Regions from separate parts of the Homo sapiens genome. Here regions 1, 2, 3, 4, 5 and 7 are each linked to region 6. A link is a contact called in ENCODE Hi-C or POLR2A ChIA-PET data. All regions are on one chromosome and are shown on one strand. Each heading gives the region's core, a stretch centred on a gene start or an enhancer-like site at or near the end of the contact. The rest is flanking DNA. Distances are from core to core; before and after follow the strand shown. Region 1 holds the start of RB1 (RB transcriptional corepressor 1). Region 2 holds the start of SUCLA2-AS1 (SUCLA2 antisense RNA 1). Region 3 holds the start of CYSLTR2 (cysteinyl leukotriene receptor 2). Region 4 holds the start of MED4 (mediator complex subunit 4). Region 5 holds the start of WDFY2 (WD repeat and FYVE domain containing 2). Region 6 holds the start of KPNA3 (karyopherin subunit alpha 3). Region 7 overlaps WDFY2 (WD repeat and FYVE domain containing 2).

Region 1 (3,464 bases), core at 407-2,906, 1.5 Mb before region 6:
AACTAATCTGGGGTGAGGTGAATGGAAGTAGCACTTTAATTGTATTCATTCTTTGTAGCTGGACCTGGGCCTGGGCCCTATCTCCTGACATTTGCCCACAAGAAAGATTTCTGAAGTTAGGTAGGACTGGCTGTTGAGTAGGCCAGTGCTTGCCAAACCTTTACACATCCTCACATATGTCATAATATGCAGATAAAAAGATAATCCCTTATACAACTTGCTGGGATAAACTCAGGAGGCTTACAGCCATGACCTGCTTGAAGGTTCTTCCTGCCTTAGACCTTGCTCAGCTGCTCCAGGATGAGGGGATTTACATCACAGCACAACTGTATTTTATTCACAGCATAAACCATCTCTTTCCTTCTCAGTTGACGAGTTCAGATGGGCAATAACAGTGTCTGCCAAAGAGAAAAAAAAATGTATTCAAACTAGATAATCTATTGGTACAAATACCGAGACACAGAAGTGATAACAGCTTTAAGCCAATGTTTGATGGTGGTAGTCCCAGCAAGCTCTTTTCTGATGTCTTTGTGCCTTTGCACATGCTCCTTCTCTGTCACTGTTTTCTTCATCAAACATAATATAATGGACAAGTGGAATCAAATAGAATTGAGTTCAAATTCTCTGCTACCCATCGGCCCTGGTATTGGACAAATTAACTCCTCTGAGCCTGTTTCCTCATCTGCAACGTAGACTAGCTAATACTACCCATTGGAAAGCGTTGTTTCTTAGCTAATGCATGCAAGGCTTAAAACCTAGATGACGGGTTGATAGGTGCAGCAAACCTCCATGGCATACGTATGCCTATGTAACAAACCTACACGTTCTGCACTTGTATCCCGGAACTTAAAGTAAAAAAAAAAAAAAAAAAAGAAAAGAAAGAAAGAAAAAGAAAAAAAAGGCTGTTTCTGGGGATTAAATAAGACAATTATGTAAGGTGGCCAGCACAGTTCCTGGTACATAGTAAATGTCAGGCCTGCCTGACAGACTTCTATTCAGCAGCTACTGCTCCCCTGAAAATCTTCCTCAGACGTTTCCACGGTGCTTCCCGTTCTTACACCACTACAATCCTTTATTACACTACTATCCGTTCATTCCCCACAGCTCCCTCCCTTCCTTTCCCTAACCAGTGATCCCAAAAGGCCAGCAAGTGTCTAACATTTTCTATCTTCTAAGTGACTGGTAAAGTTCCGCACCTATCAGCGCTCCAAGTTTGTTTTTGTTTTGGCCGACTTTGCAAAACGGATTGGGCGGGATGAGAGGTGGGGGGCGCCGCCCAAGGAGGGAGAGTGGCGCTCCCGCCGAGGGTGCACTAGCCAGATATTCCCTGCGGGGCCCGAGAGTCTTCCCTATCAGACCCCGGGATAGGGATGAGGCCCACAGTCACCCACCAGACTCTTTGTATAGCCCCGTTAAGTGCACCCCGGCCTGGAGGGGGTGGTTCTGGGTAGAAGCACGTCCGGGCCGCGCCGGATGCCTCCTGGAAGGCGCCTGGACCCACGCCAGGTTTCCCAGTTTAATTCCTCATGACTTAGCGTCCCAGCCCGCGCACCGACCAGCGCCCCAGTTCCCCACAGACGCCGGCGGGCCCGGGAGCCTCGCGGACGTGACGCCGCGGGCGGAAGTGACGTTTTCCCGCGGTTGGACGCGGCGCTCAGTTGCCGGGCGGGGGAGGGCGCGTCCGGTTTTTCTCAGGGGACGTTGAAATTATTTTTGTAACGGGAGTCGGGAGAGGACGGGGCGTGCCCCGACGTGCGCGCGCGTCGTCCTCCCCGGCGCTCCTCCACAGCTCGCTGGCTCCCGCCGCGGAAAGGCGTCATGCCGCCCAAAACCCCCCGAAAAACGGCCGCCACCGCCGCCGCTGCCGCCGCGGAACCCCCGGCACCGCCGCCGCCGCCCCCTCCTGAGGAGGACCCAGAGCAGGACAGCGGCCCGGAGGACCTGCCTCTCGTCAGGTGAGCGAGCAGAGCCGCCGTCGCCTCACGCGGGAAGGGCGCCCCGGGTGTGCGTAGGGCGGGCGCCAAGGCGGCTCGGCGGGGATCCGTCCTCGCCAGGGGCCGGGTCCCGGCGGGAGGAGGCGCCCTCCCTGCCCCCCGCCACGGCGGAGCGTCTGCAGAATGGTGACAGGATTCTGGGTTCTTGGGCGAGGGGTCTCGGCTTCAACTTGACAGGTGTCGGGCGGGTGGGGCTAGGGTCCTGAGCGAAGTGACAGGTGCAGTTCCCTCTTGTGAGGCTCGGAGGCAGAGGGTCGTTGCGAGCGTCCATCAGACGCAAAAAATGAAAAATAAAAATACAAAAATGGTGTCTGTGGGAGAGTTTTTCACCGGAGAATTGGAGTACTCCGGTGGTCGTCTGACTTTCTGTTTTGGTTCACGCGATGCAACAGTTGGGAAGTATTTTCTTCCGGGCGTGCACTGCATCTGAAGTCCATTTGTGGGAGAGGCCGACCAGAAAGCCTTGGACAAGAAGCGCAGGGTCCTGAGTGTCCATTGCCCACAGGATACTCGGCTCAGGAGCTTTGCGGCGTTTCCTTAGAACAATAATGCATCGAGGCCTTGGGGACTCAAAGCCATCTGTAGTGATTGATGGAGCGTAACTCTTTAGAGGAACTGAAACATGGGCAAAACTTTCATGAGACATTTACCAGAAGTGCTTGAAAGTTTCTAAACTTTTTTTTTTCCTGTTTGATGAACTCTTCTTGCGTGTTAGTCGGCTTCGGCTTGTCTCATTATTTCTTCCATTTTGCCTTTTGACTTTGAACCAGCAAGGATCTTGGTGTCCCCTCTTTTTGCCTTTGTTTTTGGCACAAAATTAGTGGTTCTGTGCGCAAATGGAAATTTTCGTTTTCCCTTATTAAGTGGAATCTAAATTTAAGCAAGTCCATACGAATGCACTAGATCTTGAAGGGAAGTATTTATTGTATTACAACATCTTACTTTTCTTGATTTTTCTACTTTATGGTTAAATAGCTATGATTGAAAGAGTGTAATTGTCATTATTGTCAGCACTGGTTCTACTTTGAGACAAGTTCATTGCAGAGGGAATGGGACTTGTTTCTGTTTTTCACTATTTTCTCTCCCATTCTTGTCTATCACCAAATCCTTTCACCCTCACCCATTTCTTTCCACTCGGTATACACTAACAATTCACGGCAGAAAAGATTGAAGTGGGATTTAGGAAATGGCCCCTGGAAGGCTATTAAAAATTTATATATTTAAATGGACTGTCTTATAGGTCAGTTAAAAACCATATTCGTTAAAAAACCAAAATAACAACAACAAAAAATTAAAAACCACGTCTGGGGCATGTTCTGGGAAAAGACATGGCTTTAGTTTCTGATTAAATTCTGATGTATCCAATTCTTGCAAATTTCCCTTGGGAAAATGCAGTAATGGCTACTCTAAAGAATTCCATGTTATGCACACAGCTTTGGAAGCATACTCTAATGTAGGGTAACCAGGAAT
Region 2 (3,676 bases), core at 872-3,371, 1.8 Mb before region 6:
TATGATCACTGCGGTTATTTGGAAGAATGTCCTTATTCTTAAAGACATATGCTGAAATATCTATTTTCAACGAAGGTACACTAGGCTAAAGATACCAAGAAATTGGAGGAGGGTCAGAGAACTTAAACAAATGTTTAAAACAGGCCGGGTGCGGTGGCTCAAGCTTGTAATCCCAGCACTTTAGGAGGCCGAGGCGGGAGGATCACGAGGTCAGGAGATCGAGACCGTCCTGGCTAACACGGTGAAACCCCGTCTTTACTAAAAATACAAAAAATTAGCCGGACGTGGTGGCAGGCGCCTGCAGTCCCAGCTACTAGGGAGGCTGAGGCAGGAGAATGGCATGAACCCGGGAGGCGGAGCTTGCAGTGAGCCAAGATCGCGCCACTGCACTCCAGCCTGGGCGACAGAGCAAGACTCCGTCTCAAGGAAAAAAAAAAAAAAATGTGGAAAACAAATTGCTAAATTAAATGTGTGACCTTGAACGAGTTTCTTAAGACTCCGTACTTCTATGTCCTCATCTACAAAAGCAAAGGGTTGGACTAAGGTCCTTCCAAACTCTAGAGCTGCATTTCTTAATACCAGGGTAGAAGACAGCAACTGTTATAAAGAAAATAATATTGGAAATTTCCATAAGGAGAAATGAAGGCTTTTAAATGAACTTCCAAAAAGATAAAGATTTTGACTAGAATGAAAACGTATTTGTCACTAAATTCCCCATTTTCTAAAAACTAAATAGCACTCTTCTAAGATTCATAAGAAGGAAGTTCAAGGTCAAAAAGTCACTTCTATCGGGAAGCAAACTCACAGAACTCACTACCCCTAGGCTGAAAGTATGAACAACTTCAATAAAAATGAAAAAAAAAAAAAAAGGTAGGGGCGGGAGGGCCCTAAATCAATTCATACTATGACATGTATGAAGAGTTACTTCAGAAAAAAACCCAAAACTCTGGAATTGACTTAGGACACCAATAATGCCCTTCCACAGTTTTTTGTTGTCAAAGTTGGAAGGAAGATGTTTGTTTTCGAAGTTGTGGAGCCAACTCAAGTACACGGCTTTAGAACCAGACACCTCTGGGATTAAATCTCAGCTTTGATCTTACCTCCTATATGACCTAGTCCAAATTACTTGTTCTCTTAACCATAATATGTTCAACAATGATGCAGGTGTTGAATGACTTCCTCACAGTTGCTGAAAAACCTGAGAAACTACACGTAAAGCGCTTAGCACATTACCTGGCACACATCAAATATTCAAAACAAGGCCAGTAACTATTATGCTATAGCCTATCCAGAAATAAGGCTATACAAAAGATTATTTTCTTACCTCTCCAACTGGTTAGGTAGAAAACATAATCTTATTACTGCTATTAACAAGTAGAACAGTATACAACTACTTGGAGGAGAGGGGAAACTTCCCTACCTTGCCCCACAAAAGGCAAGTCAGTAAGCACCGCTGGTCCTCTGACATTCCCACCTATGACAGCTCCCAAGAAACACAAAAGTACTTTTGAAGGGCATTCCCCCCTGCCCAAAAAGGGGCGGCGCAAGTCTCAGCCCACCGTGCCAGACGCCGGAATGGCAGCAGAAAATGTCCTGACCCCCTCACCTCCACTCAGAGCCCACCTGCTCCCGCCCATCTCTTAGAAACTGCAGGAGCAGCCACGGCCGGGCCGCCGGGGATCCTCGCGGACTAAGGGCTGGGTCAGAGCCGCGCAAACATGGGCTCGCTCGTAGTCCTGGCGAGCAGCACTCCCAGGCAAGTCGCCCGAGGGCCTTGCAGGGCACCCAGAAAATGTCACTGCCGGCGAAGTGACCCCGAGCCGGGCCACGGGACCCCTCACACCTCACCCTTTCTCCTGCCGACCCTCGAGACGACAGCGGACTGGAAGGCATTACCTGAGCAGCAGCCCGCTGGGCCGTCCGAGGCCGGTGGTTCCGAAGGGTGGCCACGGCCACTAGCCTGCCGTAGAACATGGAGGCCGCCATTTCTGAGTCGGACCCCGTCCCCTCGGCGCCGCGCGCAGGCGCACAGGCGACAGGCGGCCCAAGGCGCAGCCTCTCTGCAGCGCTCACCTACGCCCCGCCTCGCGCCACCCGTTGGGGGCGGGGCCTCGGGTTAACACTGCAGCCGCTAGACCAGCTCCCTGGCGGGCGCGGAGCAAGCTTTGACCTTTGGAACTGGGCACCGCAGCCCCAATATCTGCCCTGCGGTCAGAGCAACCTGAACACTTCCTAGTGAATTGCAATGTAAAGGTGACCAGCGCCGCCACTTGGGTGATCTTAACTTCTCTCAGCCTCAGTTGCCTCATCTGTAAAATGTGTTTCATTCAAGAAATGATTACCCAGTGTCTACTTCGTGCTAAACAGCCTTGAGCCCTTGGCCTACAGCAATGAATAAAACCATTTGTGATGCTCAAAGAGAAGATGGTCGGTGTAACGCGCTTGTGATGCTCAAAGAGAAGATGGTCGGTGTCATGCGCTTCTGATGCTCAAAGAGATCGGTGTCACGCGCATCCGTGTGAAGACACCGCCAAACAGGGTGTGAGCAATAAGGCTGTTTATTTTAACTGGGTGCAGGCGGGCTGAGTCCGAAAAGAGAGTCAGCAAAGGGAGATAGGGGTGGGGCTGTTTTATAGGATTTGGATGGGTAGCGGAAAATTACAAAGGGGGTTTTTCTCTTACGGGCAGGGGCGGGGGTCACAAGGTGCTCAGTGGGGGAGGTTCTGAGCCAGGAGAAGGAATTTCACAAGGTTAATCACTCAGTTAAGGTGGGGCAGGAACAAATCACAATGGTGGAATGTCATCAGTTAAGGCAGGAACCGGCCAATTTCCCTTCTTTTGTGATTCTTCACTTGCTTCAGGCCATCTGGATGTACACGTGCAGGCTTGGGCTCAGAGGCCTGACAGTCGGCCACTAGTTACCAAAGCTGGTGGCAGGCTGGAGTCTCCAGGGAAGCTATTGATTGATTGATTGACTGATTGACAGGGTCTTGGTCTGTCACCCAGGCTGGAGTGCAGTGACGCGATCACAGCTCACTGCAGCCTCAACCTCCCATGCTCAAGGGATCCTCCCACCTCAGCCTCTGGAGTAGTTTGGGACCACAGATGTGTGTCACCAGGCTTGGTTGATTTTTTTATTTTATTTTTTTAGGGACAGAATCTCTCTATGTTGCCCAGGCTGGTCTCCAACTCGTGGGTTCAAGCGATCCTCCTGCCTCAGTCTCCCAAAGTGCTGGGATGACAGGTGTGGGCAACCACACCCAGCCAAGGATCTGGTTTTTGAAAAGATAAATAAATTTAACAAACCTCCAGCAAGACTGCAAAGAAAAAAGAAAAAGAGAAGACACAAATTACCAATGTGAGGAACATACCAGGGAATATAATTACAGAACCTTCAGACACCAAAAAGGAATGCCATAAATAACACCACATAACATAAATTTGACAACTTTGACAAGATGAGCGAATTCTTCAGAAGGCACAAATTACTACAAATAACCTAATATGAAAAGGTAATTTAAATAGTCCTCTAACTAGAGAAAATTGTAATTGTAATTTTTAAACTAAAAAAAAAAAAAACCTGAGATCTCCAGGCCCAAAAGCTTTCACTGATGAATTCTATAAAATGTTTACACAAGAATTAACACCAATTCCATACAGCCTCTTCCAGAAGATA
Region 3 (3,741 bases), core at 608-3,107, 1.1 Mb before region 6:
AGCTTTTTGCCCCCTAAAGATGAGAATGGTAATATAACATTTGTGTACTGTGAGTTCTAATTGGGATAAATAAAATACTAGAAATAGAATCCCAGACCCAGGAAGAACCTTGTCTTCAGAGGAGCAACCTTGGTCCCAGCCCCTTCTCCACAGCTGCATGAAGAAGCTGCACAGAAAACCACTCACCCTCACCCCTAGAAAGTACTCTTCCCAGCCCCTAGTAACCACTATTCTACTCTCCACTTCTATAGGATCAAATTTTTTAGCTTCCACATGTGAGTGAGAACATGCAGTATTTATCTTTCTATGCCTGGCTTAGTTCACTTAACATAATGTCTCCCAAGCTCATCCATGTTGCCACAAATGACAAATTTTGTTCTTTTTAAATCAGTAAATAGTATTCAATTGTGAATATATACCACATTTTTCATCCATCTTTCTGTTGATGAACATTTCGGGTGATCCATATTTTGGCTATTGTGAATAGTGCTACAGTAAACATGAGAGTGCAGAGATCTCAACAAGATTCAGTAACCTTACTACTGAGTATATATCCAAAGTATTTTATTCATTTTGATGCTATTATAAATGGAATAGTTTCCTTAGTTTCCATTTTTGGATTGTTTATTGTTAGTGTATATAAATGCAACTGATTTTTGTGTATTGATTTCCTGTCCTGCAACTTTGCTCAATTTGCTTGCTTATTAGTTCTATTGGGGTTTTGTGTGTGTGTGTGTGCATGGTATCTTCAGGTTTTTCTACATATAAGATTTTATCATTTGCAAACAGACAAAATTTTACTTATTTATTTCCAATTTGGATCCCTTTTACTTATTTTTCTTGCTTAATGTTACTGCAGCTTTCTATGCAGGAAACGAGGATTTGAACAGTGATGGAGAGATGAGTAATGGTTCGATTTGGAACATATTTTATGGGCAGAACAAATGGAACTTGTTGGCTCAGAAGTGGGTGGTGGAAGAAAGAGGGAAGTTAAAAGTGACTTCTAGGTTTATGGATGGATGAACTGGCTAAATTATTGTGGTGCCATTTGCTTAGACAGGGTAGATGGGGGGATGCAGGACTAAGAGAGGAAGAGAAAAGCTCCACCTGGGCCACATTAAATTTGGCCATGATTGTGGATCAGATAGGTAAAAGCAAGAGAAGGAGGGAAGAAGTCAGAACACAGACCTCTGGGGAAAGCTCACACGTAGAAAAGGGGTGGAAGAAGAGGCATCAGAAAGAGAGGCAAAGAAGAGCAATCTGAGGGGTAGAAAAAGAACCAGGAAAGTCAGAGAAAAAAGGGAAAAGTTTCAGGAAAGTGGCAATGGTCAACTATGCAAACAAGAGGGGAAGGAAGGTGAGGACTGAGAAAGGATTTTTTATGTAAGCAACAAGGAGGTTTTTGGTGACCTCTGACAGAACATTTTCAGCAGACTGGATAAGGTCTCTGCCTGAGTGCAAGTGAGCTGAAAATGCAAGTGAGTGAGGGAAGTGCTTTAAAAAAGTCTAAAGTGCTATGTGTGTAAGGCAATGTTGCTATTTCTGTTGCCATGGAAACAGAAACCATTTAGGAGAACTAAAAGCCACTTAAAATTCCTGACTCTAACCCATCATATCCGCTTGATCTCTTGAGAAAGATAATGACAAAAAACCAGTCATTAGAGGGGCAGGGCAATTTTAGGTTTCTTCTTTTTAGACATAGCCCCTAACTGGAAATTTTCACCCTTCTTGAGAAGGGAGCTTGCACTAACATCTACAATGGCTTCTAAAAAGCACAGATGACCTGCTACACTTCCTGACTTGCTTGCTATTGGTTGGCACTGTTCATAAATATAATTTGCTCTTTCACTTTTCTTTGAAATGAGCAACCTGAATTACTCGGAGGAGAAAGGCAGGAGAGATAGAGGCAGCAGAAGCCAGGGCAGCTGAAAGACAGAGACCTTCAGGTGGGCATTTTAATCTTTGTTTTGTTAATTCAGTGTTGAGCATCATGACTTGATGATCACATAATAGTCAGAGGAGTAATTTTTTAAAAGTAAATTTGTTTTGTTCTACTATAAATGTTATTTTCCTATCATGTACATGGTAGTTTAAAAAATACTGTGGAAGTATAAAAATGTTGAAAGAAGCCAAATTCTCCACCAAAATAGCCTCTATTGATATTTTGGGGATCGTCCCTTTGTGTGTGTGTGTGTGTGTGTGTGTGTGTGTGTGTGTGTGTGTGTGTGTGTGTGAGTGTGTGTGTGTGTGTGTGTATGCACATATAACTTTAGTTTTCATAGTTGCGTCCCTACACTATGGACAAGTTTGTATTCATTTCCTCCATATCAGTCTATGGTTTTTCCATGTTGCTGTGAATTCTTTGTAATCATAAATTAAAGCTGCTGCATATTATTGCATTGAGGAACTTTACTATACTTCCTCCATTTTTGGCTGTTATCCTCTTTTTCATAGTTTGGGTCCTTCTATTATATAAGATATATTTTTTCCATTCAGTGTCTTGTTTTAGGGGTAGAAGAAGTTAAATCTGAGCACATATATTTCAATGGTTTTGCTCAGAGGCACAATGAGAATGAAAGAGTATGTGAGATCATGAGCATATAATCTGTTCCTTACCCCACTGGGACCCTAATCAGTGTTTCTCAACCCTGGCTGCACATCTGGCCAGAATCACCCGACTCTGAGGAGATTAGAAAATTACCCCTAGAATAACTGAAGCTTAACTTTTGGAGATCAGTGAGTCATCTGCAGTATTTTATCTTGTTTTCCAGAAACTTCTCAGGTGGTTCTAATGGGTGGTCAGCATAAAAACAGATGACCTAGGTCATTCAAAATATTTTTCTGTCTCTGAAATATACCTGAGAGTAATATGTATTAGGAGAAAGGGAGGTATAATTTAAGGCAAGCCAACCAAATCTCCCTTTCAACACTACATAAATAATGCAAATTATAAAATAATTTGTGGGAAACATAAGACTTCTAGAAATTTCTATCATCTACTCAGCCACATAAACTCTTGAGATAAGAATCTACTTGTGTTTCGATTTACTAATGTTTTAAAGAGATGGATTTGTTTCCAGTGCTTCGGTGGTTAAAAGTTAGAGAAGTTGAGGCTCAAGTGTGTTCTAAATGTATCTGAATCACGCCCATATCTGCTAGAATCTACCAAGGCAGCCAGGCTTCCTTTTAAAACTCTTCAAGATTAAACACAAGGTGGGCATTTAATAGCTGGCCAGTTCACTAACACACTGTGGGCACAGCGAAGATCGATGGGATTGGATTTGGAGGCAGAAGGTGGCTCACTCTGGCTTTCAGGAGCCACATAGACATGGCATTTACCTTCTCTGGACCTCATATCCTCAGGAGGAAAGTGGATAGAGTTTATGCCAGGGCTGCGTTCTGGTTTCTCCCATCAGGGACTGAAAACAGAGCCACAGCGCCTAAACCACACTGAAGCATTTGCTGTTGCACTCAGCCTGCTACAGGCTAGGAATCATCCCAATGAGACCAACAGCATGTTAATCTAATTTCTTCTTGTTTTGACTCAGTGGAGAACACCTGTTTAGTACCTTCTTTAATGAATGTAAACATTCACATAGTACTTTACTATTTACAAAACATGTTTACAGGCATCAGTTCATTTGATCCACATACTAGCCTTAAGAACTGGAGGATGTAATTCTTATTTTAAAGATGGTAAAGATGAGACCAAGAGAACATAGGATCTTTCCCAGGTGGAAC
Region 4 (3,531 bases), core at 621-3,120, 1.7 Mb before region 6:
TGGAACAATGAGTTTTGAGTTACAAATGGGTTAAAAAAAACGTTTAGCCTACAACCTGTGTTTCAACTTTTTAAGACTATCTCCTTGCATTACATTTTATAAACTAATAAATATCCCGAAAGGCTATATAATCAGGTTAATAGAAAAAAAAAGATCCTAAGTTATAAATCCACTATTTTTAAAGAGGCTAAATCTAAAAATATGTAAGGTATATTCGTGATTTTTCTTCTCATTTTCATAAATGCAAGCCAGACACAAATTACATTCAGAGACTGACAAACTTCACAGATCACAGAATCAGTACACATAACTACCTCTGAGTGAACACATGAGACCTTTCTGGAAGCCAGTCACACCACCAGAGCAGCTTCATTCTGTGAAGAAGTTCCAATGATCCGCCCGCCTTGGCCTCCCAAAGTGCTCGGATTATAGGCGTGAGCCACCACACCCGGCCCTAATACAGTTTATTTTAAACAGTGGATCAAACACATAAGCCATTTAATTTCTGCTGTCTAGGTGTTTTCGGGTTTTCTTCCATCATTAAATATTGTGCTGACCTGGTAACTTGGTAGCAATACGATGGCAAGGACTAAATTTACACCAAAAATAAAGTGCTGATTATATCACGTATATTTTAAAATACAACAGGTAAGATTTATTCTAAAGCTGTCAAAGAATGTTGGCTATAGAAAAAGTGACATTTGAGCTGGATTCTGAAGGATATATGAATCATTCACCAAATCGGGAGTAGACTGGGAATGGCACTGAAGATGTGGAAGTCTGACTAAAGAATTTGAACTTTACCTCACTGGACAACGCAAACCTACCAATGAGGTAGCTTTTATATAATTTTTCTGCAGAAAAGTGATATAAGATGCCTTTTAAAACTGGTATCGGCCAATATAAAAGGATAAAGTGCAGAAGCATGAGGCAATTAAAACTGTTTGGGAGGCTACATTTAAGAAGGAGTTATGAACAGCGGGGTTGGAACGAGAGGGCAAATTGGAGCGACACTTTAGGAGGTAGAACCAAGATAATTTACCATCCAAGTCAATGGGAGGGAGTCAAGGAAGGCTTCAACTTGAAAGACTTATCATGAAAGGTGACAGAATATGAAGAACGACATCTAATTTCATCTCCTATCTCTGACACACAACCATCCTAAACAACTTGCAACTCCACCAAGCCAGGCTTTTTGCACTTGCTGTTCCATCTATCTGTGCTGCCTAGTGAGTTTGGCGAGCTCATGCTTCCCAAGCAGCACTTTCTTCAGAGGGCCTGCCCTGACTACAACCAAAAAAGGTGCCTAGTCCCTGTGCTCCAGTACCCCGCAGCGCAGCCCTCTAATAAAAACAGGCCCCAAGCCAGTTTACACATCTGTCTCTCTCTCGACAGCTGGCATCCAGTCTACCCTTCACTACCGTCTCCCCAATGCTGAGCCCCCAAGGAGCGTTCCATAAATGTTAAGTGGCTGGCCGCGGACGAAGAGGCTCAGACCGCGCGAGTTCTTATCATTACTAAAATTCCCTCTAACGGGAAAAACCGCCGCCCAGAGTGCCAGAGGGCTGCGGACCCCACGTCCATGACCCTCATGCACCCGAAACTCCCGAGCTGGCCCTCCCCGCCGAACCCCGAGAACGAGCACAAACGCAGGGCCGGCCGGCTCCGGGGTCAGTCCCCCGGCCCAGCTCCAGCCCGGCTCTCAGGCTCGCCGCATTACCTAGACAGGACCTCCAAGTCCTCAAGCGCAGACAGCAGCCGCTCTCGTGTGCTGTTACCACCCGCCACTCCCAAACCGCCTCCCAGCCGCTCCTTCTCCTTCTCACCACTCGAAGACGCAGCCATTTTCCCCAGAGTCCCGCCACCGGCGCACGCGCAGAGCGAGCTGACGCAGGTGCGTGGCGAGAAGGCGGGCTCGGAAGGCGGAAGAGTCACCCAGGAGAGGAAAAAGAGGCCTGGCGAGAGCGCCCCCTTTGGGCCTGGAGGCGCACTGCGGACACCGGCGCCATCTGTTGGGCCGGCGAGGGCTTTCTGGTCCAAACCCTGGGAGCGACAGCTGAACTGAGAACAGTGGGGGCAACGCAGTCTGATTCTCCTGGGCCTAATGGTTTTTTTTCTTTCTTTCTTTCTTTTTTTTTTTTTGAGACGAGTCTCGCTCTGTTGCCCAGACTGGAGTGCATCGCCGCGGATGTCTTGGCTCACTGCAAGTTCCGCCTCCTGGGTTCACGCCATTTTTCCTGCCTCAGCCTCCCGAGTAGCTGGGACTACAGGCGACCGCCACCACGCCCGGCTAATTTTTTGTATTTTTAGTAGAGACGGGGTTTCACCTTGTTAGCCAGGATGGTCTCAATCTCCTGACCTCGTGATCCGCCTGCCTCAGCCTCCCAAAGTGGTGGAATTACAGGCGTGAGCCACCGCACCCGGCCCACCTTAACCATTTTTAAGTGGATAGTTCAGTGGCATTAAATACATTCATACTGTTGAGCAACTATCCATCTCCAAAACCTTTTATCTTGTAAAACAAACTCTGTACTCACTAAATGCTAACTCCTTATCCCTCCCTTCTCCAGGCCCTGGCAACCACCATTCTACTTTCCATTGCTGTAAGTTTGGCTACTCTAGGTACCTCATATAAGCAGAATCATACAGTATTTGTCTTTTTGTGTCTGGCTTATGTCACTCAGCATTATGTCCTCCAGGTTCATCCATGATGTAGCATGTGCTGGAATATCTTTCCTTTTTAAGACTAATATTCCATTGTATGCATATGGCACCTTTTGTTCATCCATTCATCTGACGATGGACAGTTAGGTTACTTCCACATTGCTATAATCCATCTTTATAGCCATACATCTTCCAACAAAATGTTTTGCTCATTACTCAGGTTAATTATTGAACTGAAGGAACCAATACAGTACATAAGTAGTAGTTAATTAACATAGTTTAAGTCATTGATGTACCACACATTCCAAACCAGAACTGGTTGTCAAAGGCAAAAATACGTCTTAGCCTACTTTTCCTAGGGATAACAATGTAGTAGGGATCACTCTCTACCAGAAAAAAGCAAAGTTACAAGCCTATTGGGAATGAGGATTCCATATTGCTATTATAAAAGATGGTCTGGGACTGCCTCACTCCCATGAGGTAGTAGTACCTGTAGTCCTTTCATTTCAGGGTCTCATCCTCTACTCTGTCTTTTTGGAGGTGCTAAACCTGACTCCTGGGCACCCAGAGTTGACAAGTCTTTTAGAAATTCATGTTAAATAAATTCACTCATAGCAACTGCTGCGTAATCTAGAATGCTGATTTACTCACTTACGATGAAAAGTAATAGTGCCAAACATATCTTTTTCCCATAGACAAAACTATATGAGAAGCCATATTATCACAGGATGTTGCTTGTTAAACTTGGATCAGAACAAACAAGGATAGATTAAAAATTAATGACACAATCATGAGGCTTTGTGTCTCCACAGTGTAGGGATATTTGTGTTCAAGAGATTGGATTATTTGTGTTCATAGGTCAGGGTA
Region 5 (3,528 bases), core at 104-2,603, 1.8 Mb after region 6:
TTTCCCACAAGAGACTTTGCAGGGCAATTTTAAGGCATGGCAAGGAAATATAATTTGGGGTAAAACATTTTGATTTTCTTCCTTGTTACGCCAGAGTCAGACTGGAAAGTAAGTCATGACCTACATGGTCAAAACCCATCTGATGAGAATTTATGGTTTTTGTAGGCCATGACTCCCCAGACCCCTTAGATAGGAATTTGGGCAAGATAAAAAAGCAGAGCTTAGTCTTCACGATCAACCCCACATGCCAGGCCTTCTGGTAGGCACCTAACATTCAGTCAGTAACTACAGTAACTCTGTCCGTTGTGTCTGGAGCAAGCTAAAAAGGCTGGATTGCTGGGGAAATGGAAAGAAGCCAGCACTAGGGGCCTGGGTTCAAGTCTGGAGGGAAGGAGGGGTTGTTTAGCCCTAACTTTGCACTAAAGTAACCTTGGCTGTGTAATTTAGCCATCTAAGAAAACGAGGGGATAGACACCCCATATGTTCTCTGAGCTCCCTTGAAGATGTCTGTATGAAAGATTCTCTCCTTTTCATGTCCCTTCCGTGCCACTATTCCGAGCATCAGTCTGACCCTAGGAGTGGTGACGTCCTACTCAGCTGGGGGCTGCCCCTCAGTTCCCATAGAGGCAAGTCTGGGTCCTGACTTGGCCAATGGCCCTGGAGGCCGCTGAGCTCCTCAGGCCCATAGCGCAGAAAGTGGGCGATAGGTCATTCCAGGACAAGGGGGCGGAGGCTCCAAGAAACTACGACTCCCAGGAGGCCACTGGGTTCCCTCCGGCAGCCTGGGCCTGGTGCATGTTGGGAGCAGTAAGCGGCCTCCCGCCGCGCTTCATTGTTAAGACCGCTAGGCCAGGTAGCCCGCGCGCATGCCAAGTCACGTCCCAACGAGTTGGGCGGCTTTCCTTCCTGCAGGCCTCTTCTCTTTCCGGTCTTGCTGAGGCGCTCCTTTCCCCGCCCCACCTCCGCCCTCTTTTCAGGGAATTTCGAAGGGGCGTGGCGTCTGGCAAGCGCGTCCCCAGGGGTGTGTATACGCGCGTTCACGGGAGGTTAAAGAGGGAGGAGCCTAACCCTTGGGTGTGTAAGGCAGAGAGAAGACCGCGAGGAACGGAAAGCGCATGCGTCCTAGTGGTGCTGCAGCGCCCGGGGAGTCGCGGAGGGGAGGGGTGAAAATGGGCTTGCGGGACTGACGCACGCGCATTGGGATACCAGATCCCCGCCTCCTGCTCCAGGTTTCCCCTCCTCCTTCACCACCCTCCCGGAAGTGGAGCCGCCCTCGCGCCCACCAGCGGCTACCCCCTGCGGCAGGCCCCGCCCACACAGGCTCCGCCCCCCGGCGCTCCGCCCCCTCCTCTTGTAGTGGCGCCGGCTTGCATCCCAGGTCGTGGCGGTTTTGGTGCCTGAAGCAGGGAGCGCGGAGTCGTTCCCGAGAGAGGCGGCCAGGCTATGCTCGCCGGTTTCCGGCGTTCCGCTCCGGCCAGCCAGAGTCTCTGTCTCAACCTGTGTCCGTGCTCCAGCAGTCTCCTCAGCCCGGCCCCGCGGCGCGGTTGGCGGCGGCGCCCCAGGCGCGCCCCCTCCTCCGATGGCGGCGGAGATCCAGCCCAAGCCTCTGACCCGCAAGCCGATCCTGCTGCAGCGGATGGAGGGGTCCCAGGAGGTGGTGAATATGGCCGTGATCGTGCCCAAAGAGGAGGGCGTCATCAGCGTCTCCGAGGACAGGTATGGACTACTGCCATTCGGCCGCGAGGAGGGGCGGGACGGGCCGACGGCCCTCGAGCCCGCGTCAGGGGCTGTGCCTTCACGTCGGCGCGAGTGTAGACTTGCTCCCCCAAGTTTTATTGTAATGCGCATCCTGGTGGTGCCGGTGTTCAGCTGCGCGCCGCCTCCGCTGTGTGGCTCCGGGAAGCGGAGCCGGGACGGCGGCGAGCGCTCCGGCTTCACCCCGGGCTGGGTAGTGCCTGCGGGAGCCGGGTGGCCCTCGGGCTAACGGTGCGCTGGAGGGACTTTGGTCCATCCCTGAGGACAGGAGGGAAAGAGGGGAGGAGCCGCCCGGCTTTGCAGGTGTGTGCTTGGGGAACGATGCCCTGAGCCGCCTCTGCAAGATAACCAAGGGGTTTGGGGTACTCTCGTACAGCTCCCAGGGTTTCAAACGGAGAAAGCAAATGCCACTCCTTCTTCCCAGACATTCCTACTGAATCCAGATAACCCAGACATCTTAGGCTGAATTCAGTGAATATTCTAAGTTGTACCAAGAGTAAGTTTAGGCTTCTGCGTGGTGCCTTCTTTCCTTTCCCCTCCTTATCTCTTGGAGCTCGAGGAGAAGCGCGTAGAACTTGTAACGGATCACTGCTGCAAATAGCTCTTGAGTTCCTTCCCTTTGCCTGTTTCCTTTATTTTTGCTTAATTTTGCTTAATATGCAGAAGTGGAACTAGTTGTTCTGCCTTCAAATACTCTCTCTGTTTTGCGTTTTCGCTTTAACTGAATTTCCTTGAATATGCAGGAATAAAGCTGATGAAGCTAATTTCTAGAGTAATGTTGCTTGAAGATAGTATTATGATAATTTATCTGAAATTGTTTCTTTGGTAAAATCTATATAAGCATTCTTACAAAAGAACACTGTAGAGGTACATAACACGGGGATTTTACAGTAAGTAGGTTTTCTTAATATAAGTTCAAATCATGCAGAGGTAAAGTATCCTTTCTTGGTGACTCAAAATTGAGAGGCTGAGCAACAAAGTGCTCATTGCTGTCTTTATAGTCATTTCCGCACTTAGCATAGTGTGTGGCCTCAACAATTGAGCTCGATAGGTTTGTTCATGTCTTAGGTTCTTCAGTATAACTAGGATGAGTATATTAATGACATGTTCTTGTCTACATCATGCTCAATACAAATGGCGCCTGATTAATTTCCTGTGCAGATCCAATGGAAAACATTGTAAACATACACCAGTGGCAAGCATTCTGCAATGAACAGAAGAAATTCATGGCTGAAATGGAGTACATGGATGTAGGACCCTTTTGAAATTCACAGAGAAGCCTTATGAGAAAGTTTGATTTTTTCCATAAAGGCAAAATTTTATTAAAAAGACTGCTTCTGGACCTAGAAATTCTTTGGCACAGTATTGTTTTTATGGGATATATTCCATAAAATATATTGAAGGAATATATTGGTAGATGTCACTTTCCCAGTCTGTAACTACTGGAGATGGAACTGATCAATTTCTAACTGCTGTGGAAAATTCATAAGCAAATTCATGGAATCAAGAAAAGGAGAAGGGTAGTTAAACCTAAGCTGCTTTAATATTTTATTTATTTTTTTAAGACTAGTTAAGTACGGTAGTGAGAAGGGGAAGAGAGTAGAACAAGGAGTTCAATCTGTAACTGACTGTGAACAATTGAGATAATAAAACTACCTTCAGACCATCCTAAGCTCCTTTAATATTAAGGTGTTATTATAGTATTGAAACTTCTGATTCCCATTTCACCACATTTACCTTGAAGGAAACAGCTTTACTGGGGTATATTTTCAA
Region 6 (3,528 bases), core at 557-3,056:
TAAATTTTTATTTGGAACAGGATAGGCTTCAAGAAAAATTCCTAATGGGAAAAGTTCAAAATTAACACTTGTCATCAAGTGGACCAATAACAGGAGGCAGTTCCAAAATTTCTTGTTCCTATTCCCAAGTTTTACTTTCGCTTAGATGTATTTCTTACAAAGGGTATTTAACCATGACCAGGAAAGAATATATGATCTTTATTTGACTCATTTAAATGGGAATTCCACGGATATCTCCCTAGGTTCTTTCCTACTAGTATTTAATTTTGTAGCTCTGAAAAACGGCCTGAGTTTGTCTGTTTCTCTACAAAATAGAACACTGAATGGTATATTTACCCCACAACCTTCCTTAAGACAGGATAAAACACACCTCTTAATCACACTAGCTTATCAAAAATTACAAAACTGCAAATCATGTCGCCTAGTATTAGCAAAGAAGGCTGCGGCCTTAAAACCATTTTCCCCCTAACAAATCCAAAGGTCACGGTCCCAGTGAAGTTTGTGCATTATACTTACTGTTTTCAGTAGCTGCAGAGAGACCTCTAGCGCTGCCTCAATAAGCCGAGTTTGCAAATAGTACCTGCTAATGTCACCTTAATGAGACAATGGCAACATGCTGAGTAGCAACTAACTGAGTGACCGCGATGAATGTTTAGTTTTGCAACCACTTGGAAATTCTACTAGCTTGGAGCAAGAGGTATGTAAGAGAATTATGAACCTGTGTATCCAATTTATTTTAGTAAAACGTGTCAAAGAAATTATCACCCTATGCACACCCCACTCCAAGAAAGGCTAAGAAAACAAGTCCTATGAGCGGAGGTCGGAGCAACCTCTTTTCCGAAGCCTGAACACAATAGATGGCAAACTATTGTCCACCTTCAGCTCGCTCCAAATGCCAGCAGTTGCAGGAGTATGAGCTGCAACAGCTCGGCACGACTAGTCCAAAGACGAGCACTGGAATATAAGAAAATGGTCCTGGCGCATCCTACCCTCCCCCATCGATCACCCTCAAACAAGTCAGTTACCCGGCTGGTCCCCACCCCCCTCTGCGGGCCGCCACCGCCCGCCTGGGCCCGGCTCGCAGAAGGTAGGAGCCCGGACCGGCAGAGCCGAGGCTCCATGTGAGCCGCGCGGGAGGCGCAGAGGGGGCTGCACCGGACGGAAGGTTGCACCGGTGGCGGGCGCAAGCAGCGGCCGCCCCCTCGGCTGTGCGGTCGGAGGGCCCGGGCGGCAGCATCCCCGTTCATCCGGGCGGCCCTGGCCCGCGGACCCCGCCTCAGCTCCACATCCCCTCCTCGCCGACACCAGGCCGCGCCCGCGTGACGGGGCCGAAAACGCCGGCATTTCCCGGTCGCCGCGCCGGCAGCTCCGGGGGGTGACTGCAGCCCGGCCGGCGTCTCGCCGCCCGCTCCGCCCAGCCCGGGGCCGCGGTGACGGGAGGCGGCGGCCAACTCCGGCCGACCACAAGCCGACGAGAACCAGCCCGGCGCCGGCCCCCCGCCCCTCCCCGCGTCGCCGGGCCGGCGCGGCCAGGCGGGCCCAGACCGCGGAAGCACACTCACTTCCACATCGCGGCCCTTGTTCTTGAAGCTCTTGATGCGGTGGTTCTCCAAGCTGGGGTTCTCGGCCATGGCTGCGCGCGGCTCCGGCGGCGGCTACTCCTGCGGCTGCGGCGGCGGCGGCGGCGAATCTTGGAGCGGGAGGGGGAGGAGGGGGAGAGCGGGAGGGGGGAGGGGAGAGAAGAGCACGTTCTGTGACGCCTCCGAGCGCGAGGTGGCAGTAGCGCCGGGGGAGGCGCGGGCCGACTGCCGGGCCGGGTGGGGCGGGAACGGTGCTGAGAGCGGCGCGCGGCCGCGGAGGCTGGCGACACGTGACCGGGGGCGGTGACCGGCTTGGGCGTTCGCCGGGCTATACGTGCCCGTTGGTTCTCGGGATGACCCTGCCCTCTTCCCCTGCAAGGGCTCTCCACAACCCCTCGGTGCTGCAAGTTTTGTGCCAGAAATGGAGCCGGACCTGGCGACTTTTACTGCCCCTCAGGCGCGGGGCGGCGGTCGTCAACTACAGTTCCCATCATGCCACGATCCGCCTGGAGTAATTCTCCACGCCTAGTGAGAACGAGGAGAATGCCGGGACCCTTCCGCGCGCGGCTCTTTGCGCGCCGCGCTCATGTTGCTGGGCACAAAGCTCCGCCCCCACAAGGCCGCCTCTGGGCGGGGAAGAGCGGGGGAGCGTCCCTGGCACCTTGCGCCCTATCAGGAGGAAGAGGGCGGGCCTTCCTGGGAGCGCACCTCGCTGCCTGTAGCTAGAAGATCAGAAAAGGAACAACCGCGAGTGCTTTGCAGTCTCGCTTTTTTGGGGGTCTTCTCAAATAGCCACCTTCATTCGCTCTTCCCATGCTCTGCTTCAGTTTTATAAATAGCATTTCTACCTGACATGTACATGTGTATGTATGTGATACGAGTGTTTATATGCGTTACCTAGGTGCCCGCGCGGAAATTCAGCTCAATGAGAGCAGGTACTTTGGTTGAATTACTGCTGAATCTCTAGTGTCAAAACAATGCCTACCACGTCGTAGATACGCAATACTTGTTGAACTGGCGCTTTAGTGTCGCCCAGTTTCTTCATCATCCTTCCAAGCCCGGTTCTGCAACCTTCACTCTGGCAGTCCCTGTATTTACATGCCCCCCAACACTTCTTGTTCTACCACCACACAGAATCTTAGCCTTCAGGCAGCAGCCCAGCCCTGGTCCGCAGACTCTCCTGTGTAGCACTCCCACTCCCTCTGGGGGCATCGAAAGAATGAAAGAGGGAAATTTGGATGGATTACACTGATAAAGAGCTGCTTTCGGCCGGGTGTGGTGGCTCACGCCTGTAATCCCAGCACTTTGGGAGGCCGAGGAGGGCAGATCACAAGGTCAAGAGACCGAGACCAGTCTGGCCAACCATGGCCCGCATGGTGAAACCCCTTCTTTACTAAATATACAAAAATTAGCTGGGCGTGGTGGCGCATGCCTGGAGGCTGAGGCAGGAGAATCGCTTGAACCCGGTAGGCGGAGGTTGCAGCGAGCCGAGATGGCGCCACTGCACTCCAGCCTGGCGACAGAGGGAGACTCTGTCTCAAACAAAACAACAAAAACAACAACAACAAAAACAAAAAGCTACTTTCTGGAGCAGGTGGGCTTCATTTGCTTGTATGTTAATTTTCAGAATCTATGGTAGACATGAGCAGGTATGTAATGTTGTAGTACTTATAATTGAACTGAGGTCAAAAGTTGGTAGGACTATACCATGAAGAGATCAAAAAGGACAATCTTTAAAGCGAAAGGGCCTTGGCTGGGCGCGGTGGCTCATGCCTGTAATCCCAGCACTTTGGGAGGTCGAGGTGGGTGGATCACAAGGTCAGGAGGTCGAGACCAGCCTGGCCAACATGGTGAAACCCCACCTCTACTAAAAAAAATACAAAAATTAGACGGGCATATGGCGCATACCTGTAATCTCAGCTACTTGGGAGCCTGAGGCAGGAGAATT
Region 7 (3,685 bases), core at 360-2,859, 1.8 Mb after region 6:
TATTTTTTAATTTTTTAGTTTTATTTTTTTGAGATGGAGTCTCTCTCTGTTGCCCAGGCTGGAGTGCAGTGGCACCACCTTGGCTCACTGCAACCTCTGCCTCCCAGGTTCAAGCAATTCTCCTGCCTCAGCCTCCCGAGTAGCTGGGATTACAGGTGCCTGCCACCACGCCTGGCTAATTTTTTTTTTGTATTTTTAGTAGAGACAGGGTTTCACCATGTTGGCGAGGCTGGTCTTGAGCTCCCGACCTTCAGTGATCTGCCCATCTCGGCCTCCCAAAGTCCTGGGATTACAGCGTGAGCTACTGCACCCCCGGCAGGAAGTCCTAAACCTTTTAAATGGCAAGAGTTGAGAGAGAAATTATGACGTGATCATCATTTTTCATGCCAGGCTGTGAAGAACAGCAGCTTTGCGTAATTGAGAGAATTTCACAGAACAGCATGTATTTTGTCTCTGTACCTTGAGGCATAAATTAGACGTGATCAAATCCAGATCTAGCTAATGCACTGTGCAAGGTGCTCTAAATGCCTATAAGCCATTTTTTTCGGCTTCCTGTCTTCTGTTTTCTAAATAGTGAAAACTTTTCACCAAACTTCCTGCATTTCACCTTTTGTCCTCCATGTCTGATTTCTTCCTCTCTCTGAGCATTCAGACAGCTTCAGAAATAGTCTCATGGTAAGGCTTAGGCTTTCGAGTCAAACTCCCGGGAGGAACTCCTGGTTCTTCTTCCCCATGGCTTGGGAACTACAGACAGGTGAGGGTCTCCACACTACAGTTTCTCACTTCTAAAGGGGAAGTGAAAACAGGATCTCTCTTACTCGTAGTACTTTTGTAAGGATTAAATGATACAAAGCAAATAAAACACAATGTGTCTGAAAATAATGAATGCTCAATATGTTATTAGTCCTTCTGCTACTATTATTTAATTTTTTCAACTAATGGAAGGAAAACTGGCAGCTTTACTGTAACCATACCCTCATTCCCCATTTCTCTTCTGGTGTCCCTATATCTGGGCAGTACCAAAGTGTAATTCCCTTCTCAGATATGGAAGCACCTACATACACTTTAACCTGGCTTGACTCTCTTAATGGAAGGAATGCCCACCGGAAGTTTCATCATCTTTTTTTTCAACATGCTGGGTGCACAATTTTGTCTTCCCTTACATATATCAGGAACCCCAACAATCGTCCATTAGGTAATTGGTGATATTTCTTGAAAGATTTTGGTTTTTGCTGAGTTTTGTTCATTTTCAGGTCAATGAGTCTGTTAGCTTCAGCTACCTCTGTAACACACATTTATACATGCATATTTGCAGTTCACACACTGGCACACACACTCTGATTTGTAAACACGCTTCAGACTAAAAAATTCCTCATTTTACAATGATCTTAGTTACCTTGGTCATGGTTAACTGGTTATTATCAAAACAGGCCTATAGGCTATGATCAGCCCTCAGTTAACCTGGGAAGTGCCAGTTCTAGCAGAGAGGCAAAGAGGGAATTAACCTTGACCCATTGAGGCATGATGGAGAACAGCCAGTCCTTGGGCTTCGTGATAAGAAAGGTCTTTTTAATGACGGAAAGCAAAATACCACAGCAATTACCCGGGGTCAGGTATGGAAAGTACTCATGAGACTCCACAAAGTATATTTACCTAAGGCTTTAATAAAGACAGGATACAGTACAGCAGGGGAAAGAAAACAAGGCAAACGTTCAAGAGGTCTGGGATATTCCAGGTCCTCTGTCATCTGACAGAATGCTCTTTGTCTTTGGATCATGATCCATCTAGATACATGTGAGTGAGATCACTTGGCCTAGACAAATAGGTCAGTGGAACAGGATAGAGTCCAGAAAGGGACCCACGTTTATATGGTCACTTTATTTTTGACCAAAGGGCAACGGCAACTCCGTGGAGAAAGAACAGGCTTTTCAACAAATGGTGCTGGAACAATTGGGTACACACATGTGAAAAAATGATCTTCGATCCATACCTCATACCACATGCAAAAATGAATACAAAGCAGATCATAGACTTAAATGTAAAACCTCAAATTATAAAACTTCTAGAAGAAACACCAGACAAAATATTTGTGACTAGAATCTGCATTTTAACAAGATCCCTAGGTTATTCTTATGCACATTAAAATTTGAAAAGGACTGCCTGGCACTATAAGGTGTGTTAGTTTTGCAGGTGAAAACTGGGGATGGAGGAGGAACAGTTGCCTAAGCAGGAGGCCAGCATGTGCAGGGACATAGAGGTATGATGAGTTAGGGCAGGGATTTCATTGAGCAAGTTCATGCAAAAGGTTTTACCAGTGTGCAGTGAAATTTTTAAAAAAGGGGATGGGGCAATGCAATGAGCATTTTATTTCTAGAATTAAATTTCTTTGTGTTTTAAAATGATAAGATCATGTTTTTCTTAACTTTTTGTAAAATGAAAGTGCTAGCAAATTGTAGATTTTGTTTTTGTTTGAAATAATTTTTTTTTTTTGGCAAATGAAAAGTTGGCAACCCTCTGTTTCACTCACTACCCTTTTAGTTGTTTTTGTTATTGTTTTTTTGACCTATGAAATCCAAATGTTTGTCAGCTACCATGTTAGAGAACTGAGTGTTACAGGAAAGAGGTCCCGATCCAGACCCCAAGAGAGGGTTCTTGGATCTCTTGCAAGAAAGAATTCAGGGTGAGTCCACAGTGCAAAGCAAAAGCAAGTTTATTAAGAAAGTAAAGTGGTGAAAGAATAACCACTCCATAGACAGAGTAGGGCATTCCTGAAAGTAAAAGGAGGAATGCGTCCACCCTAGGTACAGTGCTTGTACATATAGGATAAAAAAGATAATGGGGAGATGTGCTCTGCTACAAGGGTTTGTGATAAAGGATTAATTGTCTTAATTACTGTATTTTGCAAGAATTGATATTATTTAAAGCAAAATTAGGAATGCTTTTGTTCTCAAGATATTGGGATATTAGGACACTCCCAAGTCTGGGTCTGTTTAGTAAACATTACCAGTTCTTTTAACCGTAAACATCTAGAGGCTAGGAATACCTAACTTTCTGCGAATGCAGCCCAGCAAGTCCCAGCCTCATTTTCCTAGCCCTCACTCCAGATGGAGTCACTCTGGTTTGAATGCCTCTGACAAGAGTAGTTTACTAATGGGGCCAGCGTTGGGCAGCTAGGGTGGATAGGGTCAGAGAAACAGACAGAGGTCAGATCCTGGAGGGCCTGGTAAACTATAGAGTTGAGCGTGGTCCTCAAATCTTTGAAGGTTCTGACATAATTAGATTTGGATTTTAGAAAGATGACTGCCAGGGCCTGGGTGAAGAAGGGATCAGAGAAGGATGAAAAGGAGTAAGGAGACCAGCTAGTATGCTCCTGGGGGTGGGGTATTAATGAGAGTGTGAACTAAGGCAGTACGGATAGCAGAGAAGACAGATTTTAGTCACATTAAGGAGGAAGAATTTGACAGGGCTGAGCAACATATTGGATGGAAGAGATAACTTTATTCTCTGCGTTTAAATTTTGGTGAATTTAGTATTCCCAAATAAGTGCAAGTGAGTGGATTTCTTAAAACTCTTAGATGGATTGATTTAAATGACTATAGAATGATTGAGCTTCCGTGCAGTGTAGTCCCTCAAAGACGAAAAGAAACTCATTAAAATGAGATCAGAGGGTTAATCCGTTTGCACA

Evidence for each region. A loop is a pair of places that touch in the nucleus more often than their neighbours do. ChIA-PET counts read pairs that join two places held with the same protein, here RNA polymerase II (POLR2A). Pooled maps may share reads with other maps.
Region 1: a loop to region 6 is called in a map of naive thymus-derived CD4-positive, alpha-beta T cell, with 16 times the contacts of the local background. The contact joins the promoter of RB1 here to the promoter of KPNA3 in region 6. A Hi-C loop is called at or near these places in 2 of 168 maps with a recorded cell type or tissue (CD4-positive, alpha-beta memory T cell and naive thymus-derived CD4-positive, alpha-beta T cell) and 13 of 50 pooled maps.
Region 2: a map of naive thymus-derived CD4-positive, alpha-beta T cell shows a loop between it and region 6 (27-fold over the local background). The contact joins the promoter of SUCLA2-AS1 here to the promoter of KPNA3 in region 6. A Hi-C loop is called at or near these places in 1 of 168 maps with a recorded cell type or tissue (naive thymus-derived CD4-positive, alpha-beta T cell) and 6 of 50 pooled maps. POLR2A ChIA-PET finds 5 or more read pairs at or near these places in 1 of 52 experiments (naive thymus-derived CD4-positive, alpha-beta T cell).
Region 3: a pooled map shows a loop between it and region 6 (12-fold over the local background). The contact joins the promoter of CYSLTR2 here to the promoter of KPNA3 in region 6. A Hi-C loop is called at or near these places in 5 of 50 pooled maps. POLR2A ChIA-PET finds 5 or more read pairs at or near these places in 2 of 52 experiments (CD4-positive, alpha-beta memory T cell and naive thymus-derived CD8-positive, alpha-beta T cell).
Region 4: a loop to region 6 is called in a pooled map, with 14 times the contacts of the local background. The contact joins the promoter of MED4 here to the promoter of KPNA3 in region 6. A Hi-C loop is called at or near these places in 1 of 168 maps with a recorded cell type or tissue (CD8-positive, alpha-beta T cell) and 6 of 50 pooled maps. POLR2A ChIA-PET finds 5 or more read pairs at or near these places in 1 of 52 experiments (B cell).
Region 5: a map of CD8-positive, alpha-beta T cell shows a loop between it and region 6 (19-fold over the local background). The contact joins the promoter of WDFY2 here to the promoter of KPNA3 in region 6. A Hi-C loop is called at or near these places in 5 of 168 maps with a recorded cell type or tissue (B cell, CD4-positive, alpha-beta T cell, CD4-positive, alpha-beta memory T cell and 2 more), 4 of 37 single-sample maps with no recorded cell type and 13 of 50 pooled maps. POLR2A ChIA-PET finds 5 or more read pairs at or near these places in 1 of 52 experiments (HepG2).
Region 7: a pooled map shows a loop between it and region 6 (2.6-fold over the local background). The contact joins the enhancer-like site here to the promoter of KPNA3 in region 6. A Hi-C loop is called at or near these places in 1 of 50 pooled maps. POLR2A ChIA-PET finds 5 or more read pairs at or near these places in 3 of 52 experiments (BJ, T-cell and naive thymus-derived CD8-positive, alpha-beta T cell).

Annotation. Positions count from the first base shown.
Region 1 is chr13:48,302,095-48,305,558 of GRCh38, forward strand. RB1 (RB transcriptional corepressor 1) reads left to right here and starts at 1,657. Exons shown (of 27, transcript NM_000321.3): 1 at 1,657-1,955. The coding sequence starts at 1,819. It overlaps RB1-DT (RB1 divergent transcript), which reads right to left and starts at 1,608. Exons shown (of 3, transcript NR_046414.2): 1 at 1,197-1,608; 2 at 245-398. RefSeq lists enhancers at 785-1,510, 1,511-2,234, 2,309-2,358, 2,599-2,668 and a silencer at 1,809-2,098.
Region 2 is chr13:47,999,284-48,002,959 of GRCh38, forward strand. SUCLA2-AS1 (SUCLA2 antisense RNA 1) reads left to right here and starts at 2,122. Exons shown (of 2, transcript NR_189308.1): 1 at 2,122-2,539; 2 at 3,152-3,408. SUCLA2 (succinate-CoA ligase ADP-forming subunit beta) reads right to left here and starts at 1,990. Exons shown (of 11, transcript NM_003850.3): 1 at 1,897-1,990. The coding sequence starts at 1,986. RefSeq lists enhancers at 1,625-1,674, 1,695-1,744, 1,765-1,954, 2,331-3,530 and a silencer at 2,075-2,184.
Region 3 is chr13:48,652,072-48,655,812 of GRCh38, forward strand. CYSLTR2 (cysteinyl leukotriene receptor 2) reads left to right here and starts at 1,858. Exons shown (of 5, transcript NM_001308476.3): 1 at 1,858-1,946.
Region 4 is chr13:48,093,234-48,096,764 of GRCh38, forward strand. It overlaps MED4 (mediator complex subunit 4), which reads right to left and starts at 1,871. Exons shown (of 7, transcript NM_014166.4): 1 at 1,721-1,871. The coding sequence starts at 1,845. RefSeq lists a silencer at 1,080-1,374.
Region 5 is chr13:51,583,109-51,586,636 of GRCh38, forward strand. WDFY2 (WD repeat and FYVE domain containing 2) reads left to right here and starts at 1,354. Exons shown (of 12, transcript NM_052950.4): 1 at 1,354-1,716. The coding sequence starts at 1,580. It also overlaps the pseudogene RNY1P6. RefSeq lists enhancers at 606-1,126, 785-1,064 and a silencer at 1,205-1,574.
Region 6 is chr13:49,790,876-49,794,403 of GRCh38, forward strand. It overlaps KPNA3 (karyopherin subunit alpha 3), which reads right to left and starts at 1,807. Exons shown (of 17, transcript NM_002267.4): 1 at 1,563-1,807. The coding sequence starts at 1,631. RefSeq lists enhancers at 322-841, 846-1,507, 1,508-2,169, 1,973-2,102 and silencers at 963-1,532, 1,653-1,902.
Region 7 is chr13:51,634,927-51,638,611 of GRCh38, forward strand. The region is part of intron 1 of WDFY2 (WD repeat and FYVE domain containing 2); the gene reads left to right. Among named protein-coding and RNA genes, the nearest start is that of WDFY2, 52 kb to the left of the region's middle. Within about 2 kb of position 1,610, at least 5 of the 41 ENCODE cell types and tissues checked have a DNase peak (open chromatin) inside an H3K27ac peak, as active enhancers do.